4 separate regions of the Mus musculus genome follow, and regions 1, 2 and 3 are each linked to region 4. A link is a loop called in an ENCODE intact Hi-C map of the cell type or tissue named here. Cell type or tissue: left cerebral cortex. All regions are shown on one strand.

What was found. Hi-C counts contacts between places; a loop is a spot of excess contacts. Peaks named below come from ENCODE experiments on the same cell type or tissue, not always from the same donor. Only the 100,000 strongest peaks of a DNase experiment are listed, where the experiment ranks them.
Region 1: it touches region 4 in a loop (7-fold over the local background); 2 of 42 quality-filtered maps call a loop at or near these places.
Region 2: a loop joins it to region 4, with 2.7 times the contacts of the local background. A loop is called at or near these places in 5 of 42 quality-filtered maps.
Region 3: it touches region 4 in a loop (7-fold over the local background); 4 of 42 quality-filtered maps call a loop at or near these places.

What each region holds. Positions count from the first base shown.
Region 1 is chr15:48,249,617-48,254,616 of GRCm38, forward strand. All of the region lies in intron 10 of Csmd3 (CUB and Sushi multiple domains 3), which reads right to left. Among named protein-coding and RNA genes, the nearest start is that of Gm23530, 450 kb to the left of the region's middle. In left cerebral cortex, a CTCF peak has its summit at 2,080 (motif pointing right); DNase peaks (open chromatin) are centred at 3,243 and 4,029; H3K27ac peaks cover 1,324 bases.
Region 2 is chr15:48,567,327-48,572,326 of GRCm38, forward strand. All of the region lies in intron 3 of Csmd3 (CUB and Sushi multiple domains 3), which reads right to left. Among named protein-coding and RNA genes, the nearest start is that of Csmd3, 220 kb to the right of the region's middle. In left cerebral cortex, a CTCF peak has its summit at 2,802 (motif pointing right); DNase peaks (open chromatin) are centred at 1,314, 2,458 and 2,812; H3K27ac peaks cover 463 bases.
Region 3 is chr15:47,200,194-47,205,193 of GRCm38, forward strand. No RefSeq gene overlaps it. Among named protein-coding and RNA genes, the nearest start is that of Gm23665, 260 kb to the left of the region's middle. In left cerebral cortex, a CTCF peak has its summit at 2,142; no DNase peak of the experiment used is centred here.
Region 4 is chr15:48,790,811-48,795,810 of GRCm38, forward strand. Csmd3 (CUB and Sushi multiple domains 3) reads right to left here and starts at 1,179. Exons shown (of 71, transcript NM_001081391.2): 1 at 917-1,179. The coding sequence starts at 1,094. Gm34336 (a long non-coding RNA gene) reads left to right here and starts at 1,960. Exons shown (of 3, transcript XR_384081.2): 1 at 1,960-3,927; 2 at 4,418-4,523. In left cerebral cortex, a CTCF peak has its summit at 2,108 (motif pointing left); DNase peaks (open chromatin) are centred at 796, 1,165 and 2,108; H3K4me3 peaks cover 2,805 bases; H3K27ac peaks cover 2,579 bases.

The sequences.
Region 1 (5,000 bases), 540 kb before region 4:
CTATTCTCACAAGTGCATAACACTGTATTGTAAAACTCAAAACTCTTGGCTATTTGGAGCCACCCAATGAATACTGATTTGGCACACCAAAATAATTTGTTCAGGGTACTATTATGAAATTTGTTAAATGTTTTAAAATTAATAGTATTACAGTTCTCCCCACAATTATCACTTATTAAATATGCAGAAATCACAAATAAGTATGCCAATCATTGTAAAAGCTGATAATATGCATAAGCTTCATTTTGTGGATCCACTGTATATTCAAATAAAACAGTTTTTTCATAATTTTAAAAAAGCAAATACTTTATATATATGTATACCTAATTTAGAAAATGATATTTAATTTTGCACAGTTATGTTAATTATTACTATCTTTTAGTAATAATTTAGTTTATAATTTGCCATTTTCCATGTGAAATTATGTCCCTTTAAAAATAACAATTTCCTGATTGCTCAACCATACAATTTGAGGACAGCAACTATATTAATGATTTCTCAAAGGCACAGTACACTAATAGTGCTATTTACGGCACTCTCTAGAACAAAAGCATATTTATTCTGTCCAAGCACCCATGAGACTTGAGAACAGCTCTTCATTCAGACGCACAGTGGATAGTCATTTTAAAACTTCAATTACTATGTCAGCAGGTTCTCTCCATTACTATTCCCAGAACCAAGGCAAGTGGTTTCTAGTAGCAACTAATGGCTTATAAGCCATACACATGTGTGCCTTGCAAGAAATAAGCAGGTAAATCTTTGTACATATGGTAAAGATTTGCAGAAATAAGGTAAGTTACAATGGAATAGTAGCAATAGATGACTTTTGAATACATACGTTTTTTATATGTCCCAGTCGACAATGGTAGAATACATATTCCTAAAGATATATGTGATACTAGGATGTATGTTAGAATCCAAGAGAAGCAGAATTAACATTTAAAAAACACTCTGGACATTGCAATGAGTGCGCAACTGTAACATTTATGAAAAATGACAGAACAGGTAATTTCCGTCTTAGAACAATCTTTAATCAACATGGTTCATCCAGTTTTATGAAAGAAATATCTTGAATAAAAGAAAAAGGTTTATCATCCTGTTTTGCTTTATACATAGATCTTAAATTCCATAATTTGGTGCTAACTCCGTGTGTTTGCTTTTGTTCCCATGTGAACATTAATATAATTTGCTGGATTAAATCAAGCCTTTTAACATTGTTTTTTATGAAAAATGTACATAGGAAGATTAGGAAACTTTAGGATACTTGAAACACATAACTTACAAGCCATAATAATTTTTTATAGCTGTAATTTAATCTTGAGTGTTGGCCAGCACAGAATACTGATAGATCCCATGAAACAGGATATTCTGTATTTGTTTCACAAAGTGCTTTAACATGTCTTAGGATTTAATGCTTTTTTGGTGTCCTTGTTGTATGCATATGTTAAAACAACATTCTGTGTATGCTTGTATGATGGTTGTATACATGAAAGTCAATATATCTGTATGTTTGGCAACTATAATACTTTACACAGTAGAGTATCATTTTTGTTTAAAAATTAACACACTGTTATGTGAAAACACTTATTTAGTCTTATCTAACTTTTATTACAGTTTTAAGATAGAATATCATATAGCCTAAGTTGGCTTAGATCTTCCCAGTTAGCTGACAATGATTTTGAACTATTCACCACCTTGCCCCTACCACCTAAATGATTGGACTATGAATATATATCTTTGTACCTAGAAGTATGTTGTGGTTTACATATCTTTGTCCCATGGGAAGTGGCACTATTATGAGGAGTGGCTTATAAGAAGAAGTATTGCATTGTTAGAAAAAGTGTGTCACTATGGAGGTGGGGTTTTGAGGTCTCTATGCTTCAAGTCTACCCAGCATGGAATGCTACTTACCTCTTGGCAGCCCATGGATTACAGTCTCTTCTCTGTTGCTTTTGTTTTTGTTTGTTTGTTTGTTTGGTTGGTTGGTTTTGTTTTTCCAAGATGTCGGGCATAAACAAGTTTGATGCTGGTTCCTTTTTTTTTTTTTTTTTAAGATTTACTTATTCATTTAATTTATATTAAATGAATGTTGCTGTCTTCAGACACACCAGAAGAGGGCATCTGATCCCATTACAGATCGTTGTGAGGCACCACGTGGTTACTGGGACTTGATCTCAGGACCTCTAGAAGAGCAGTCAGTGCTCTTAACTGCTGAGCCATTTCTCCAGCCCTTTAATCAAGTATAGAAATCTTGGCTCCTCCAGTACCATGTATGCCTGGATGCTACAATGCTTCCTTCTGTGACAGTGATAAACTAAATAAACCTCTGAAACTGTAAGTCAGTCCAAGTTAAATGTAGTAATTTATAAGACTTGTGTTGGTTATGGTTTCTCTTCACAGCAATGGAAACTCTATGATGTATTTAACTCTTGATGGCTGTCTCTTGTGTGACTATGCCGGGGCCTGGCAAACACAGAAATGGATGCTCACAGTCAGCTATTGGATGGAACACAGGGCCCCCAATGGAGGAGCTAGAGAAAGTACCCAAGGAGCTGAAGGGATCTGCAATCCTATAGGTGGAACAACAATATGAACTAACCAATACCTCCCCCCCCGCCCCCAGATATCATGTCTCTAGCTGCATAGAATCAGAAGATGGCCTAGTCAGCCATCAGTGAAAAGAAAGGCCCATTGGTCCTGCAAACCTTAGATGCCTCAGTACAGGGGGACGCCAGGGCCAAGAAGTGGGAGTGGGAGGGTGGGGGAGTGGGTGGGGAAGCGTGTGGGGGACTTTTACGATAGCATTGGAAATGTAAATGAAATAAATACCCAATTAAAAAATCTGAACAATAAGTTCAAAATATAGAATAGTTGTTGTAGTATTTTTAGCAAAAATAAACTCATTTGTCATTCAACCAAAAAAAGTCTATAATTTTCATTGTACTAATAAAGTACTTTTAGTGTTATTATATTACATACCATCTTATAAAACTTTAAAATAAAAATGATAAGAGGAATTAAATCAATACGGGTCCAAAATTACCAAGTGAGTACAGTGCACTACTTTGTGTTTTATATTTTTTTCTTTGTGTTTCCCTTTTTGATGCTCTGAAATCTGGCTTTTCCTCCCCGTCTTATAAGAATCCTCTAAACAAAACGTTGCAGTCATTTAAGATTTGGAAAGCTGCATTGCTCTCAGCCTTATGCTTTTCACTTCTAAAATGGAGATGGTAATGTCTCCATCAAGTTTTTTTTGGAGAAGCAAATGAGACAAAGTATATGCAGTTGTTAACATAATGCCTGGCACATAGTGAATGCTAAAAATAGCAGTGACAATGTTGTAGTAACTGTGGATTCCCTCCCACATAACTCCATTTTCAGCTCCTTCATATTTATTAACAACACAAGATTGTTCTATTCATATACACTTGAATATCATTTTTAATCCTTTCTTATTACATTTTACTTCTATATCTAGCCAATCCTGAAATATCTTTTCTCTTTATAGTACCTAGTACATATGCCCCTTCTCTATTCTGACATCTTTCTCATTATATCTAAGAAGAATCCCCTGGGTGTGGTGACTTAAAAAAGGCTCCCAGTAAGAACTAAAAAGTTACAACTGATATGCTAAGAAATGCAGAAATGTAGCAATTATAAGTAATCACAGATACACAATCAAGCAATAGAAATGGAAAAGGTGAATTCAAAATAGAGCTTCATAAAGGTTTGTAGCTCATACTTATAAACACTTGCAACTGCCAAATTAGAGGGATCAACACAAGGGATTAATATATCAATGAGAGTGTAGCCTGGTGTAAATAAGTTTGAGGTCAGTTGGGTATATATATAGCAAGACCTTGTCTCAAAAGTAAAAGTTTATAATAAAGAGTGCTTGTATAATTTTGTAAGAATTTTTTATTTGAAGAAATGTAGTGGGTGTGGGAGCTAGGACAAAAGAGGAGGGGTGGAGTGTGGGTAGAACAGTTTTTCAGTTAGCAGTCAGGTTTTAAAAAGAGGAAAAGGAACAAGCAAACCAGATGGCAAAGAGGCAGTCAGAAGGTAGGGAGAGTGTTCGACAATATAGAAGCTAAAAAAAGAGATAACATTGTGTAATGATATTCAGACCTTGTCTTCAATGAAATCATAGTTATTTTGATGCTCTGTTAAAACACAGGACCTAGTGTTTGAGTTTGAGAAGTAGGTTTTATTTCTATGTGCATAAACTCTAAGTACTTGCTATATGTGAATATGCTCATCCTTGTGGTGTGGTTCTTGCAAGCATTGTGGTTTATATCGAAGTATATCAGTCCATTAGTTTCAGTGTCTAAAACTTATGGTATGGATTCTATAAGCCAACTGTATGAGCTATCAGAATGTACTGTGTTACACCATAAGAGGTCACTGGAGTCTGAAAACAATTGTAATAAACGTACTTTAATGCATATGAGCTTACCTCTGAAATGATGAAGTATTCTAATCTGGCTACTTTGGCTTCACTTCATTTATTCTCTAGATATTAAAGACCACTTTTCCTTCAAAATATTTTTCATATATATATATATATATATATATATATATGTGTGTGTGTGTGTGTGTGTGTGTGTGTGTGTGTAGCATGTTTATATATGTATATGTTATAACACACAAAGATTTGTTAATAGTGTCAATTAAATTTTCAACCATAATTTGATAAAAATAGAAAAGGAAGTGCCCTTTCATTTTACAGAAATAATTTATTTGAAGAATTATGTTAGAAGTTGGAGTAAGAACAAAGATAAACACATATAAGCACACAGTCACATAAACACACACACACACACACACAGAGAGAGAGAGAGAGAGAGAGAGAGAGAGAGAGAGAGAGAGAGAGAGAGAGAGACCTGGAGAGAAAGGAGAATGAGGATATACTTTGTGATAACTAGTAATGTATAAATTGTAACCAATTATTACTTGGCTTTAGGTTAAATTCAGTTAAACTGAGTTTTTATTCCCAGTGA
Region 2 (5,000 bases), 220 kb before region 4:
CCCCATACCCACCCCCCATCCCCTACCCACCCACTCCCCCTTTTTGGCCCTGGCGTTCCCCTGTACTGGGGCATATAAAGTTTGCAAGTCCAATGGTCCTCTCTTTGCAGTGATGGCCGACTAGGCCATCTTTTGATACATATGCAGCTAAAGACAAGAGCTCCCGGGTACTGGTTAGTTCATATTGTTGTTCCACCTATAGGGTTGCAGTTCCCTTTAGCTCCTTGGGTAATTTCTCTAGCTCCTCCATTGGAGGCCGTGTGACCCATCCAATAGCTGACTGTGATCATCCACTTCACCTTTTTTAATCCAATTACTATGACTTGTAATACTTTCCAGAAGTCTACAAAAGCTGTGTAGAAATGGCTAGAACACTAGCATGGCCAACTATAGGTATTACTAACTGGCAAGTTATGTGTGCACAAGTGTGCAGCAATAGCTGGAACTTCACTTCTAGGTGAAAGCCCTTGGTGTTTAACATGAGTGATGAGGACATTGTGCAATCATGGTTTGACAAATTCACCAATTTTCTTCAACCAAACCCTCTTTCGCAGGCTTCACATTTATATTCCCAACTGCCTACTTGACATCTCTGTTTAGATATTTTATGAGCATCTCAAATTTAACACATCCTAAACAATTCATGCCTTTTCACATTAGTCCTTTCTATCTTTAGTTAGCCATGCTACCATCTTCCAAATCTTTGAAAAGGAAAAATAAAACTGCTTTTTATCTACTGCTCTGACTTCTCTCACTCATTTCCTCATTTATCTCTCAATTATAATCCAACTGTTCTGAAGGTACAGCCCTGCTCATAACTTTCAAACCAAATCCAGGCCCCTGGCTGGTCTTGTCTGTTCTTTGTGACCGGACTATATCCTATTCAGCCTCTCGGCAACTTCAATCTATAGTAATGTGTCACAGGAATAACCGTTATCTTTAAAGGAGTATTAGAACACGATTCTCAGCTTCATTATCAACCAAAGATATTTCTGTTAGTGTAAAACCCATAACTTAGGATTCTTGCTTTATAATGTATTCTAATGGCTTTTTTCATGTTCCTTGACAAGAATCCACCCAATACTTAAAATTCTTTCGTCCTTCCATGGTGATCTGAACTGTCACTTCCTCAAATGGGCAGCTTGTGTTTCCCTCTTTATATTGAATCTCCTGGCTCCAAGAGTATATGTGGACTTTCCATTACTAAACTTGGCATTTATTTTTTTATTATTTGTACAACATATGTGTATTTTCAGACAGACACTGACAGCTTTTGTTCACTAACAGCTCTTAGTGCACTGCATAAAACCTGGAACATGAAATTGCTAAGCAACTGCAGTCTGCATTAATGAGTCAGAGTAGAAAGCTCACAGAAATGCTAGGGTCTACTCTCAGGTTGAAAGCTGCTCTCTAAACCACTTGTTACCTCTGTCAGTGTTCGTGCTAGGGTTGGCTTCACAATAAAACTTCCCATGTATTATGGAACGTTGACTAATGTTTATTCGTGTCTGCCCTATGGTCGGAGTTCAGCTGGAATGATTTTAAATAGATCAGAGTTTTATTTAAAATATGGATAAACCAACTCTTTACTGTTTGAACCTTGGGTGGAATCATTTCAATGGTGAAGTTCATTGAAAATGTGTTGCCTTTTCATTTTCTCACTATCACCTGCCTGTGGCCTAAAATTCCAAAATTCCTATGTAGTTCATTCAGAAGTTAATTGAAGCTTGAAACACAGAAATTGAAAATGATGAGTAGAGCTCTACTCAAACAAACTTCTCTATTCTTAGGTGTCTGCAAATTATCTAAATGAAACATTCCTATGTTCTGAGCAAAAATGTATGCAGTGCCTATTTGTTTAATATTTTTGTTGTTCATCAAGAACACTGCATATTACTTAGGAAGTCTGTAATTTATTGATACCGCATGAATTCATCACACAAACAATGGCCACTGCCACACAGTATCTGTAATGACTACATGTTTACAAGGGGGGCACACTACTATTAATATAAATACTACTGTTAGTATAGAGAGACAGCACATATGTTTCTGAAATTAAATTATTTTTAAATAAATCTATATAGTACAAAGTTTAATTATAATAGATTGTCCTAGGTAACTTAAATCCTTACATGATTATTTCATTCATGAATTCCTTTAATAATTTATAGAAGAAAAATAGAAAAGCTAAATAGTCAATTTTATATGTATTTTACCCCCACACACACACACAAAATAGGATAATTTTTAGTTCATCAAAGTTGTTTCTAATCAATTTATTGCTGGTACACACCATAGAGACTTAGCCCAAAGTGCCAAAACCAACATGCACATGTTTTACCACTGAAACAGAGCCACAAAGCTGGAGAAAGTAAAATGGGACAGAGCAATGCTTTGTTGATGTCCCTTTCACACAATTGTAAATTTGCTGGAATCATGCCAAATGGTAACACTTGACATCATAGCCATTCTGTTGTTATAAACCAGAGCTGGTACAAAGCAACTTTCCACTGCATAATGGCTGCTGTTTTTGCTTAAAATTAATTGCACATGTGTTTAATTATATAGCAGCTCTTGAAAGTGATTATGTAAAATGTTATTTCTTCTTGGTCTTGCTCTCATCTCTCAAATTATAGTTCTCTATCTCTGAAAGCAACAATGAATTTTAATAAAGGGCATGGTTTGCAAATTGCTGCTCCCAGGATGCTGCCACTGACTAAAAAGCTTCTTTTCGAAAATGAATGAAGTTCTATTGTCTTTGTTCACTTGCTAGAGAGACTAGAATTACTTCTCAAAGCCTCCAGAGGGCGCTGAGATTATAATCAGTTGAGATTGGAGAGCGGCCACCACTTTGCAGAGGCCTTCATCATCCACTTAAGTCTGCAGACTTTGGTTTTGTTGTTGCTGCTTAGGAGACTGTTGTTTGTTTGTTTGTTTGTTTGTTTGTTTGTTTGTTCGCTGGGTCCCTCTTCCTCGCATGTGCTTCCCCTTGTCAGTGTGTCGCCACAGCTTGGCGGGTGACAGTAGGAGGGGTGCCACTCTCTGCAAACCCTGGAAAGTAGAACAAGAAGAGAAAAGGCAGACACGCCTGGTGGCACTCTGCCGGTGTGTGGTGGTGGCCTTAGGTTCTTACCTACCTTATCATTGTGGCTCATTGGACTTAAGCATACCGTAGTGTTGCCTTTTGCCTAGGGCTTGGTGGGGATCAAAGCCCATCTTTACCATCTGCTGCATAATAGGATCTGTAGGAATCAGCAGAAAAGCTCCGACTGAGCAAGTCTCTTCTGCATAGGGCAAAAGGTAGGGAGGGTATCACACAAGGCTGGACCAAGATCCCCTTAGCATTCGTGCCTCTTTTCTACTCCTATACAATAGACCACTGATATGCTGCCTGTCAAACTGTTACAGGTTTAATATGTGCATTATCCCTCTACTCCTGAAATGACTAGTTCACAAGTGTGTTGCTATGAAGTCATCAAACGTGGCCAGATGAAGATTCTCAACTCTCCTTGTAGAGCAGAGTAGGTCTGGCTGGCTGGGAGAGACCTGCTCCAAGTGCAGTATCTAAAGAGACTACCAGAGCCTGGTATCCTCTGGGCTGGGCTCACCCTTGGTGCAGCCACATTTCTCTTTGGAGATTGCCCTTCCTGGCCAGATTTGTTTATAGAGACTTTGCATGGGGTTACTTTGCCTACAAGATTTGTAGCAGCCTTGATTTTGGGGAATCACAGCCTTACTAGGTATGATTACTAGTTTTGCCTGATCCACTCTATCCTTATTGAAGAAAATCACACATGTAGACCAGTTATACAAAAATCTGTCTATTGCACTGATGATCCAGGGGAATATTGACTGGGGACTTCAGGGTAGGTATAATGCTTTAGGAGAAGCAGTCGCCTTTATGGGATGTCAAATTCAGGCCCTCGGTGCATTGACATTCACTATTCCACTGGGTTAGCATAACCCCTTTGGAATATTATACCTCTGAACGAACATGACTGGTCTAAAATCCAGTCTCATTTAAAGGGGCTTTAGAACAATTCGAATTTGGCTTTGGATACAGATTCTCTATATCATAAGGTCATAGGTATTAGTAATTATAATATAGGAGATTTCAGGTCCAGCATGGCCTTGGTGGAAACAGAATGATATGGTTCCTGCCCCTGGGACAAGGCCATGGGACTTGGGCCTCCACTAGTGTCCATGGGTGCCATGGACACAAGACTTGTTTGAATAGTACTGTACTTCTTTTCATCTTTCTCCAAGGAATGTCCTCTCTGTTAACGTTAATGACTCCAGGATAATCTGAGACAGCATGAGTCTAGAAGACAAAGATGTGGCTAATGTCTTAGCAAAACGGTAAATGCTGGGACCTTCAGGAGAGTCCTTAAGGCTGTTGAAAGAGTTCTAAAACCATGAACTTGAAAATATATAATTTCTCAACAATGCAAAAAATAAGGAAGCAATATGAATTATTAGAAGCTTCACAGATCTAAAGGAACAGATGCAGCTACACTGAGCCAGCTTGTCAGAGAGATGCAAAGACAGGCAGACACAAAGGAAGACAGATTGCTGAGTCACTGTGAGTGCAGGCTCAGGGGTATTAGACATGGTAATTATAGGACTGGTTCCCACCCAGATTAACAGAGGCAGGCATATCTCTGAATCCTTTTGTAATATTAAAAGGAAATGTTTGCTTGTTGTCCCCTCTGAATTTAGGGGCTAAGGTCAGGGGATGCTGATTCATAGGATACTCAAAATCAAAAGAAAGTCTGGAGGAAACGACTGGATTGATATGTAAAATAACGACTGGGCTTATGATTTGTGTGAGATGAGCTAGCAGAAAGCTATAGCAGTTCTTTAGAATTTTTCTCAAGTGAGATCTGTGCTATCGAGAGATCTCTGAAGACTAAAAAGAGTTCCTCAAGAATATTTTCTAACCGGATTTCTGAGTTGGTCAGAAATCCCAAGAATTACTTAGAGAGCTGACACAGCTC
Region 3 (5,000 bases), 1.6 Mb before region 4:
GCAAACTACAATCAATGGAAGACTGGCAATTTTAACCATAAATTTTAAGTTTCTTTTGCAATATTAGAGTATATCCATAACTTTTGGAAAGAAATACCCAATTTTAAACAGTGTATTCTCTTTAAAATCAGTACCAGAAACATCATTTTTACGTTATGAAGTTTGGCTGCCAATTTGTACATATGAATGCATGACAGTGTAGCTTTTAATGCTTCATTAAAGAGACATTTTTTTAAATCTTACCTCTTATAAGTCTAGTTTGTAGTACAAGAATTACATAAAATATTATCCCAATTCAGAAGTATACTTAAAGGCCTAGTTTCCTGGGCTGGTTCACGTCACATGATATTATTTAAAATGACTCCAACCCTGAGTTACCAATTTTAAGCTAATTTTCTTGTTACCAATATTACACCATTTTAATCATACCCAATAACTTATAATCCGATATTCTATGATCAAGACATGCAGAGCCTATTTATATGTTTAAGACCAGTCAGAAACTAAATGAAGCGGCTACATGAATCTTATAAATTTAGACCAACCAAAGATCGTTTACTTTTTCTAGCTTTAATTTCAAGATAAAAAGCATTTTGTCATTTCCTGAACCCAATAATCACAATTACAGAGAATTTTCTAGGAAAAAAACAACTATCAGCTTATTTGCCTTAGAACCAAGAAGCTGTAGACTCCCTTGTTAAAATAGTTTTTCAGCAGGACCTATCCTGCTGTGCTTTACTCCTGGCTAAGGTGCAGGGCAACTTTAATCAGCCTCCACAGTGCAAACTAAGACTGTCTCAAGAGATGGATAACCAGCAGATAAAGTTTTAACCATTTTTTTTCTTTTCAACATGAAACATAGAACAACAGTCATTCAGACAACAAAACAAAAACAGACACAAAATGACATGAGTACAGGTTGGTACACCAAACACAGGTAATACAGAGGGGGTAGAGAACTTAATGTAACCAGAACTAAGGATGTCTCCTATAGAGGCTAGAGAGAAATCAGGATGTCTCCCAGTTTCCCTCTGTCCCTGGAGAGCTCCAAAATCCATTTTCATTCTCTCTTGATCTTTCTGTCTCATGTCATTTTTATATCTAGTCTCTAACCCCCTTTTGTATTTTACTATTTTATTTTATTCTTATTCTTATTCTTATTCTTATTCTATTCTATTCTATTCTATTCTATTCTATTCTATTCTATTCTGTTCTATTCTATTATTTTAAGCCCTACTCCTCCCGCATGATGCAATTCTTGGCTGTGGACAAAGGCCTGTTTAGAATTTTCCAATCCCATTTTCCACTGTTAACCCCTAGCTGATCTCAGCAATGGGCCGACACTGACTCAGTCTAGCCTGTATCCTTTTTGCACCCTTGCAATCAACAGCCTTCAAAAGATTACATTTGTAGAGCTAACATTAATGTTCATGCAGAGATACATATTCTTCTGTTTTCTGTGGAGCCCCCACCAAGACAGTGTAACCCCAACCCTTCTTTCTGTTTTCAGGCCACTTATCAAGCACCACCTGTAGCAGCTTGCAGCCACGGGTTACTGGGTTCCTGAAATGTAAACATGGGGTTTTGGATGGGAAGGCTTTGAGAGAAATAAGGAGCCAAGACAAAGTTTTCTGATCAAGGCCATTGTTTACTTATGAGTCCAAGCTTATAAGGGGTGGGGGGAACCATCCCCCATCATGCCAGGATCTCCTTGCTTTGTTAGAATGGTGTCAGAACAGGTTCAGCCTCTCAGCAGGTACTGGCATCTTGGAGGAAAGCTGCAGATGTAGCAGGACAATAGACTTTACCTAGGTCAGAAGACTCCATCCTAGGTGGGCTAGCAGCAGACTGTGGCAAGCAAGGTCTGAGCCAGTCTGCTCAAGGCTGGGGAAAGGGAAACACCCTGTAGCATTGTTCCAGTGATTAACAGTACTCTATCTTCAAGCAAATGTAGACCTTGCGGTAAATGTTTGGGACACAACTAAAAGTAACCTTAGCGAAAATATATTATATAAAAGAATGACATGCAATACAAATTTAGTCTTTTAAATATTTTTGATTCAATTTATTCAAATTTAGTAAGTTGTAAATTAGAATGTTAATTTATAATCACTAGTTCAATGTAATTTTTGTATGTCACCACTAGATAGAGCTAGTATAATGATCAAAAACTATACAAAATACACTTGGCATAAGTCAAGATAGGTATTCTTTATATCACATGCTTTGTGATCCCTGGTAACTCTGGACATAACTGTACACAAATATTTCTTAAGCCTACTTTACAGACACCTACAAGCCTTATTAGCTTAGTAATAGTAATCCTCAGTGTTATTTCTTGTCCTAAAACTTATAATTTCCCTGTGTACGTCTTTAGAGTACTGCTAGAAATTGATTTCTAAGTAGTTATTTATGCGCTGGCTACATAAGATCCACATAAATGAATGTGGTCATTACTCAATACAATGTACAGACTTTATTATTATTTCAAATTGGAGACCTCTCCAAAACCCAATACTTAATTGGAAATGCTTACTACATGTGACTTGGTGGTAGTAGAAGCAGAATCAAAGAACTTTGTTATGCAATAAAACAGTCTTCTTTATGGTTTGTTTGATATTAGTATTACCTAAAACCCTGTTTTAAGAAAACCTACAGGATATTATGACATATGATCTAGAGATATGTCTTGTACGTTGAAATTTATCAAACATTTACAGTATTTGCAGGGAAATTCTATATTCTGTAATACTATAATTTTGGCAGTTGAAAAATCCGGTTCCAATAAGAAGCCGAATTGAAGCTTCACGTCAGTTTCTTTATAAATGATAACAATGAAACCATGAGTAGCAATGTCAGTTTATATATTGATAAATACTTATGGGCTTGCCTGTTTTTCTGTAAAATTATGCTTAGGAACAGATTACATTGCCATAAGTATATATATCCCTTAAGACACAAAAATCTAAGTTCTCATTGAATATACTAGATGTCTTTCTCACGCAGAACTCTCAAATAGAAACTAAAATGTTTCTGCCTGAAAAATTGATTCATTTGAATGTTGCATTCTAAGATGTTAAATCTCACTCTTGCCCTGTGTTTGATCAGAAAATTGTTAATGTGTGCCCCTGAGTGAGACAACTGAGCCAAGATGATATAGTCTGGCATTGACATAATCCTGCTTGGTAATATTATTTCTATTGTCTGATACACATCATATGTACAATGATACCACTCTTAGCAATCTTTTTAAAAGTGGTCATTTGTGTAGATAAACATTGATAGTATGCCATTGTTTGACTTTTGAATAAAATAGCACACCAATTTTGGCACATTGGAAAATATTGTAAATTAATTAAATAGTATGAATAAGATGTGTTTAATTTCTAAATATAAAACTCTCTGCTCAGTTATAAATAATTTCAAGATGATTTATCATGTGTTTCATTAAGCTTAAGAGAACTAGAAATAGCATATTACCTGTATTTATGTTCTTTTAACCACTATTTTATAGAACGCATTTAACTCTAACAAACCAATAACTATAGATAAACTATGCCTCAAATTCATATGTGATACTCAGAGACACACAGAAAGGAAAAGATAAGATAAAAGCTGCTCATGAAAGAATTCTAAGTTAATATCAATGTAGTCTATTTTATGAGCCTATATCTTTAAAATCAAAACAGAAATAAGTCTGTTTCCTTTTAAGTCCCTTGCTAGATAAGACTCATTAAAAAGAGGAACACTTTAATGATGCAGGAAGTTTTCACAAAGTTGTTCAAGTTTGGGTACAATCAACATTTCCAGTTTTTTGTTTGTTTGTTTGTTTATTTTTTCTTGAGAATCAGTTTTCCATTGCTTTCCTTTCTATAGTGACAGGTCCTTGAACTTGTCTACATGAAAATCATTTCTACACTCATCTGAGTGCCTTGACATTGATTTGTAGCATGATACAATATTCATCATTCTGCATGCCACATAAATCCATCATATTTTGTGACTGGCAACTCAATCAAGAAAACTCTAACCTCATACATAATAAATTCCAGAATACTGTGTTTTTCAATATTTGGCTATTTCCTAGGAATAACCTCGTGCTTTGAGAAATTCTGCATCGATTAAATGGGTCCCATATATCAAATATGTTGCATTAAGAATCGTTTTTGTAAGTGCTGGCTTCCTGTGTAAAGATTAAGAAGAGAAACAATAGCCAGATGGGGATGTCATAAGCCTTTAATCATAGCACTCTAGAGGCAGATGTAAGCATATCTCTGTGAGTTCCAGGCCAGAAAAGGGTACATAGAAATAATAATAATAATAAACCTGTAAAAAAAAAAAGAAACAACAAAAAGAGGAGAAAGAGGAGAAAGAGAAGGAAAACATGCAGAAGGAGGAAGAGGAAAAAGAGAAGAAGAAAGAGGAGGGAGGAAATAAAACATTCTTCTGAGAGTCTAGTCACCCAACTGAAGTCTAGATACCGTAGAAAAGCATATCTCAAGGGACTTTTAAATATCAAATCAAAATGAAGTTTTATTAGGTACAGGGCTCAAGATTTTATTGTAAACTTCTGTCTATATCTTTATTGGACATTGTTGACTTTAGTGGCTGTATGATAGCTTTGTAAATGTTGGTTAAAAATCTATATGTTCACAGACTCTGAAAAAGTAATTATATAATGTTTCAAAACAGCAGCTATTACATGAATCTATTCAACATACCATAACTTAAGTGTTTATCCAATAAGATTTATTATCATATAAGTATGTGAAATAAAAAAAATCTTTTAGGTTAGAATCAGCACTTTTGGTGATATCTGCAGTATGCATATATTACCCCAACCCAGTCTGAGAACCACAAGTGAAGATTGCTCTGTTAAGACGATTTATGTCATTTGATCCTTTACTGCTCTGATGTGAATTCTTGTCTTTTTGTTTTTCCTCTTTTCCTTCTCCTCTATGGATTGTTTTTTCTTTAACTTTTTTTAGGTCAGCATTTTT
Region 4 (5,000 bases):
AGTTGTGGAATAGCTGTGGCTCTATTTTGTCCCCCAGACTGTTCTTTCTCCAGCGATCCAACTGTCCCTTCCCTTCCTGCTTAGGAATAAATTTTCCATCCCACCCGCCCCCACTCCTTGTCTGTGCATGTGACACTCATTGTACCTGTCTGAACGCAGAGACTTGCCGGGGATTTTCTTTTTGGTCAGCTGCTAATGACTTTCTCCCTACCTTCATTCATCCTCAAAGGTGGATCTTCACACTTTGTGGCATCTCAGCCTCATTTTTATTTTTTTATTAATTAATTAATTTTTTTAACCAAGCATTAACAGAGTATCCAAAAAAGCTCCCCTACATTTATCCTTGCATAGGAAGCCACGTAGAAATAATTCAAATTTGTATGCAGACATTCATGTTGGTGTGACCGAGCTCTGGAAGGCTCTGTCTCCTAATGTATTTAAAACCCATGCATTTCTAGCATGTTGGCAACTTTGCTGTCCGAAATGGTTAAAAGGCACTCACGCCAGTGTCTTCAATTAAAAAAAAAAAAATCTGTGCAAAGCATCAGACCCCACAGATTCCACTAGAAATCAAGATAATCCTCACCACTTAAAAAAAAAAAAAGTCTTGCAGAGGAATTCTGCGTGGATATCCACTAGTTAGAGGCTATAGGAACCAACTCACGTATTGGTTTGAGCATACTGCAAGAATATTTATTGAGCACAGGCTCAATCACCGCATTGAACGCCAAATCTGGCAAGCAAAATGCATTTCCTATCTGAGGGGAGGAAAAGGAGCTGTGAATCAACTCCTTCATCAGTATTTTCCCTATTATTTTATCCGTGCAAATTGCAAACTAAGCTTGCTAGCCTCTCTCAGGCGACAAGTCAAGCCCATGTCCACCACAGAAGAGGGTACCCCGGAAAACAGACCTACCTTTTACACAAGACAGCGTCAATAAAAAGACGAGGTTCCAAAACGTAAATCCACTTTTAATCCCCATTTTCTTCTTCAGGATGAAGTCTAGGCGGCCACATTTAGCGCATCTTCGCGTGCCAGGCTCCCGGGGTTTGGATTCCTTTGCTCTGCTTTCTCCTTTGCGGCTCCCTTTCATATTATTCGCGAGCTCTGGATTCTGGCTCCTCAGCCCAGCGCAGTAGAGTTGTTGCTGTTGTTGGTGCGCGGTCACAGCTCGGAGTGAATGGTGTTTCTGGGATACCACAGCAACCTTGACGAGGACTCAACCATCTCTCCAACGGGGGCACAGAGTCTCCGCTACTCCGGATTCTGTCTTTTCTTTTGCGTTTTTTCCCCTCCACCAAAATTAACCTTAAATCTTGCTCCTTACAACCTACACCAGAAAGCACTAGTGAGCTTCTAAAAGCCCAGCTCTGCTCTCTGATAAACTCCCTACAATATTTGAAATCTCGGGGCTTGGATTATTTTTCCCCCCGAATAGATCAATTCTGCCTGCAAAAGCAGTTCAAGAAATATTATGTTAGTGAGCTCTCCATTCCTGCCTGAGAATATAGAAGCATACTAAAGGAGTATTTTTAAAGTGAAGATCTGCGTCGCTTTAGGAGAAACCGTGAGGATAATGAATTGGGTTCCATCGATGCCCACGTCCCTAGAATGGGACATGTGTTACTACAGTAGTTGCTTATATCCCAGACAGCTTTAGACATCTATTATACTTTGATTTAATCCAGAAGGGAAATCACAGATAATTTATTTGCACGCACAAATTTACATATGAGAATACCTAGGTGTAAAAAAAACATGACGCGGATTTTATTATTTGGTAAGCATATGTCACCCGTGGCTCGGGCTGGGGTAAGGTTGGGAGGGAAGTCAGAATCTTTCCCTAAATAGTTCTTTTTTTTTTTTTTTTTTTATCTTGCCCAACCTCCTTGCAGCCAGTGTGCAATAGCAGTTAAACGAGTTGTGCCTGTCGTTGATATCTAGAGAAAGCTCATTTTCCCTAATTCTGAGTTGATCCCAAATATGTAAATGGGAGGTTTCTCTCAAAAGGCAAAATGTATATGTCTATACATTTGGACTTGGCAGTCCCATAAACCAGGCAAGGGTTAAGAGTGTACAAAGAAAGAGTTCTTGCGCCATCTACTGGCCATCTCCAAGCCTCCCGCTCCTCCTTCACATCTAAAGGGACCCTGTTGTATCTCGTATTGAAGAGATCTGTCCCTGAGACGAGTGTTTTTCTTAGGCATACTAATTTTCGAATCTATTTTTTTCCCGGACAGATTCTGACCCAAATATTTTGGTGGTCAAGTTCCATAGACCCAGGTTCGTATTGACGATCTGACCCATTCGAGAACTTGGTGCTAGCTCAAGAGTTAGGTAGGGCTGCAGTGCAGACTCTGGAATAGGTAATTGCCAGTGCCTGTCCGTGGTCCTATTTGCATGCAGGGAAGGGTAGTGGGGAGCGTCTTTGTGTATCATTCAAACAAACGGACTGCACTGTCTTGAGTTTTCAGCTCCTCACCCTGTTCACAAATGAAGAACCCCGTCCTGTGCAGTATGCAATCACCCTATCCAGCCTTTGTCCCTGAGCTCGCCTTGGAGCTGGCGGCTCACTGGACCAAGGCAGTTGCGTCTGGAGGGAGTTCTGCTCTGGAAAGTGGGCACCCAAAAAGCACCCACAGTCGTCAATAGCAAGTGGGTTCAACCTATTAGAAGGATTCTCAGCTCCTCCCTGGGAATGTGACATTCTGTGTGAGTCTGCCATTGAAAGAGAGAGGGAGAAGAGGATACAGCAGGAGAGCGCACACTGGGGCTGTCATAAGGAATAAGGCTGCTTCTTTATGAAAAATGATGGAAGGTGTTTTTGTTGTTTGTTTTTTTTTTCCTACGCGTAGGTGTTTTCTCAAGTGTTTTTGCAGTGCATGTGTGTGTGTGTGTGTGTGTGTGTGTGTGAGAGAGAGAGAGAGAGAGAGAGAGAGAGAGAGAGAGAGAGAGAGAGAACACAGGGTTTTCTCTTCTGAGTAGAGTTCAGAAAAGGCAAAACTGTAGACGCCCAACTGACCTCATTAAATTTCAAAGGATCATTTAGAAGCTGCAGGGCAGAATACCCATTCCTTCCCAACAGTGCCCCTGCTACAGTCTGCATAGGCGGATTTGGAAAGAGAGTCAGGACAAGGTTGGGACTAGCCTGCAATTGGGAGGATCAACACAGCAGATGTCATTAGCCTGCTCAGCCACCTTGGCAATGGCGGTGGCATTGATTTCAGTCAAGATGTCAGGGTGCTTTGCTGTGAGCGTTGCATTAGCTGGGCTGAACGACGAGGTAGATGCGAACTTAATGAGAACATAGCCCAAGATTTCTTACCAAGCTGCAGAGGTCAGTCATCCCGGCTGGGTTTACTTTAGGGTATCTCATCTCTTTGAACTCATATGACTATCCCTCTTAAACTAAAGAAGGTAGTTTCTCAGACGTTTGGGGGATTTTCATTGTAATTATTCTTTACAAAATAAAATGTGCCAAGACACCGATTTCTATTGCCCATTATCTGGTTAGATCATAATACATCGAATAACACTATAGTTTCCTGTTCCTACAGCTTACCATAAATCACAAGCCATTTTTCACTCACAGCCTCCAGCTTCTGAGACAGGATAGAAAAAAAAAAAACAAACTCACATTTTACAGTCAGTAAAAGTTAAGGCTTGATGAGATGAAGAGGATTATCCGCGGTGGTCATCAGGAGCCCTGACTTGCAGTCTGGTATACTTAGGCCTGGACCACACTTACCTTTTATGAGCAGGCTCTCTTCAAAGGAATGTTTCTGAAAGTATTCTGGAAACACAACCATCAGACAGTGTCCTGGATGAGAAGTCACTCAAGTTACCCAGAAAGAAAAATACAATAGCTCTCTGTATTTGGCAGCAGGAATCACCCGTTGCTGTACACCTATACTAAAGCAGCAAAGGTGAGTGTGGGTTTTTCTAAGGCTGTTGGGGAGACTAGAAAACCATTTCTCCTATAGTAGCAAACATTTAGTGCTTACTGTAGAGATGTGGACACTGTGTTTGCAGGCATATCTTAATCATCACTGCAAATTTTCAGACAAGGGTGGCAACTGTCCCCTTCTACATGAATACCTGGTTCTTGAAAAGCTAACTATCCTGCCTAAAACAAAGTAATACCTATGTAGATATATTAATCTAACTTGTCTGAACTCTTAGACAAAGCACTTTTCTACTCTATTTTATGCAACATTTGCTCCAAGAGATGCTAGTTTTAAAAGCTTAGTCATTGCAACCATAAGGATTTTTGTATTATCTCCACATAATTACAGTAAAGCAATAATTGATAATATATTTTAAAAATCAAGTTTTGAAACATATGCACATATGTAAAGAAATTTTAATTTATAAATTTTAGTCCCTAAAATTTCTTCTCTCTATTTTCCTCCATAGCCACTGGCCATCTAGCATACAGGTCATGAAAAACAGGGAGTTGGCAAGGATCATGAAGACAATCACAATGATTAAGTTCCCTTAAGAGCTTTTAAAAAGAGTGCAGGTCAGAACCTAGAAGTGCCAGATCGCAATTTCTTCTCAACTCATGCCCAACTTATGGGATACAATGAACTTAGACTTTAAGACAGAAATGATCTGTTACTTAAATGATTAACCATATATTTCTTTCCAAAAATTGTCCAATATTAATATAGCTGCTTGACATTTGTCTATTTTAACACCACAGAAGGAAAGCAATGGGACTATGAATAATTGATTAAATCAGAATATGTATACTAAGAAATAGCTTGAAAAGTAGTTTACTTGACTTTGGAGAGAAATACATGTGTTTTCAATTGAGTAATTAATCTAAGAATAATCTACCTTTGCAGCTGATAATGTGCAGCTTTCTACAAAGCTCATTGTTTCATTATGATATAAATGTATTATAAACATTTATCTATAATATTAGTGTCTATTGAGTATAGGTACTCAATTGGTAATTAAAAGTGTTAATTAATTAATTAATAAAACACACAAG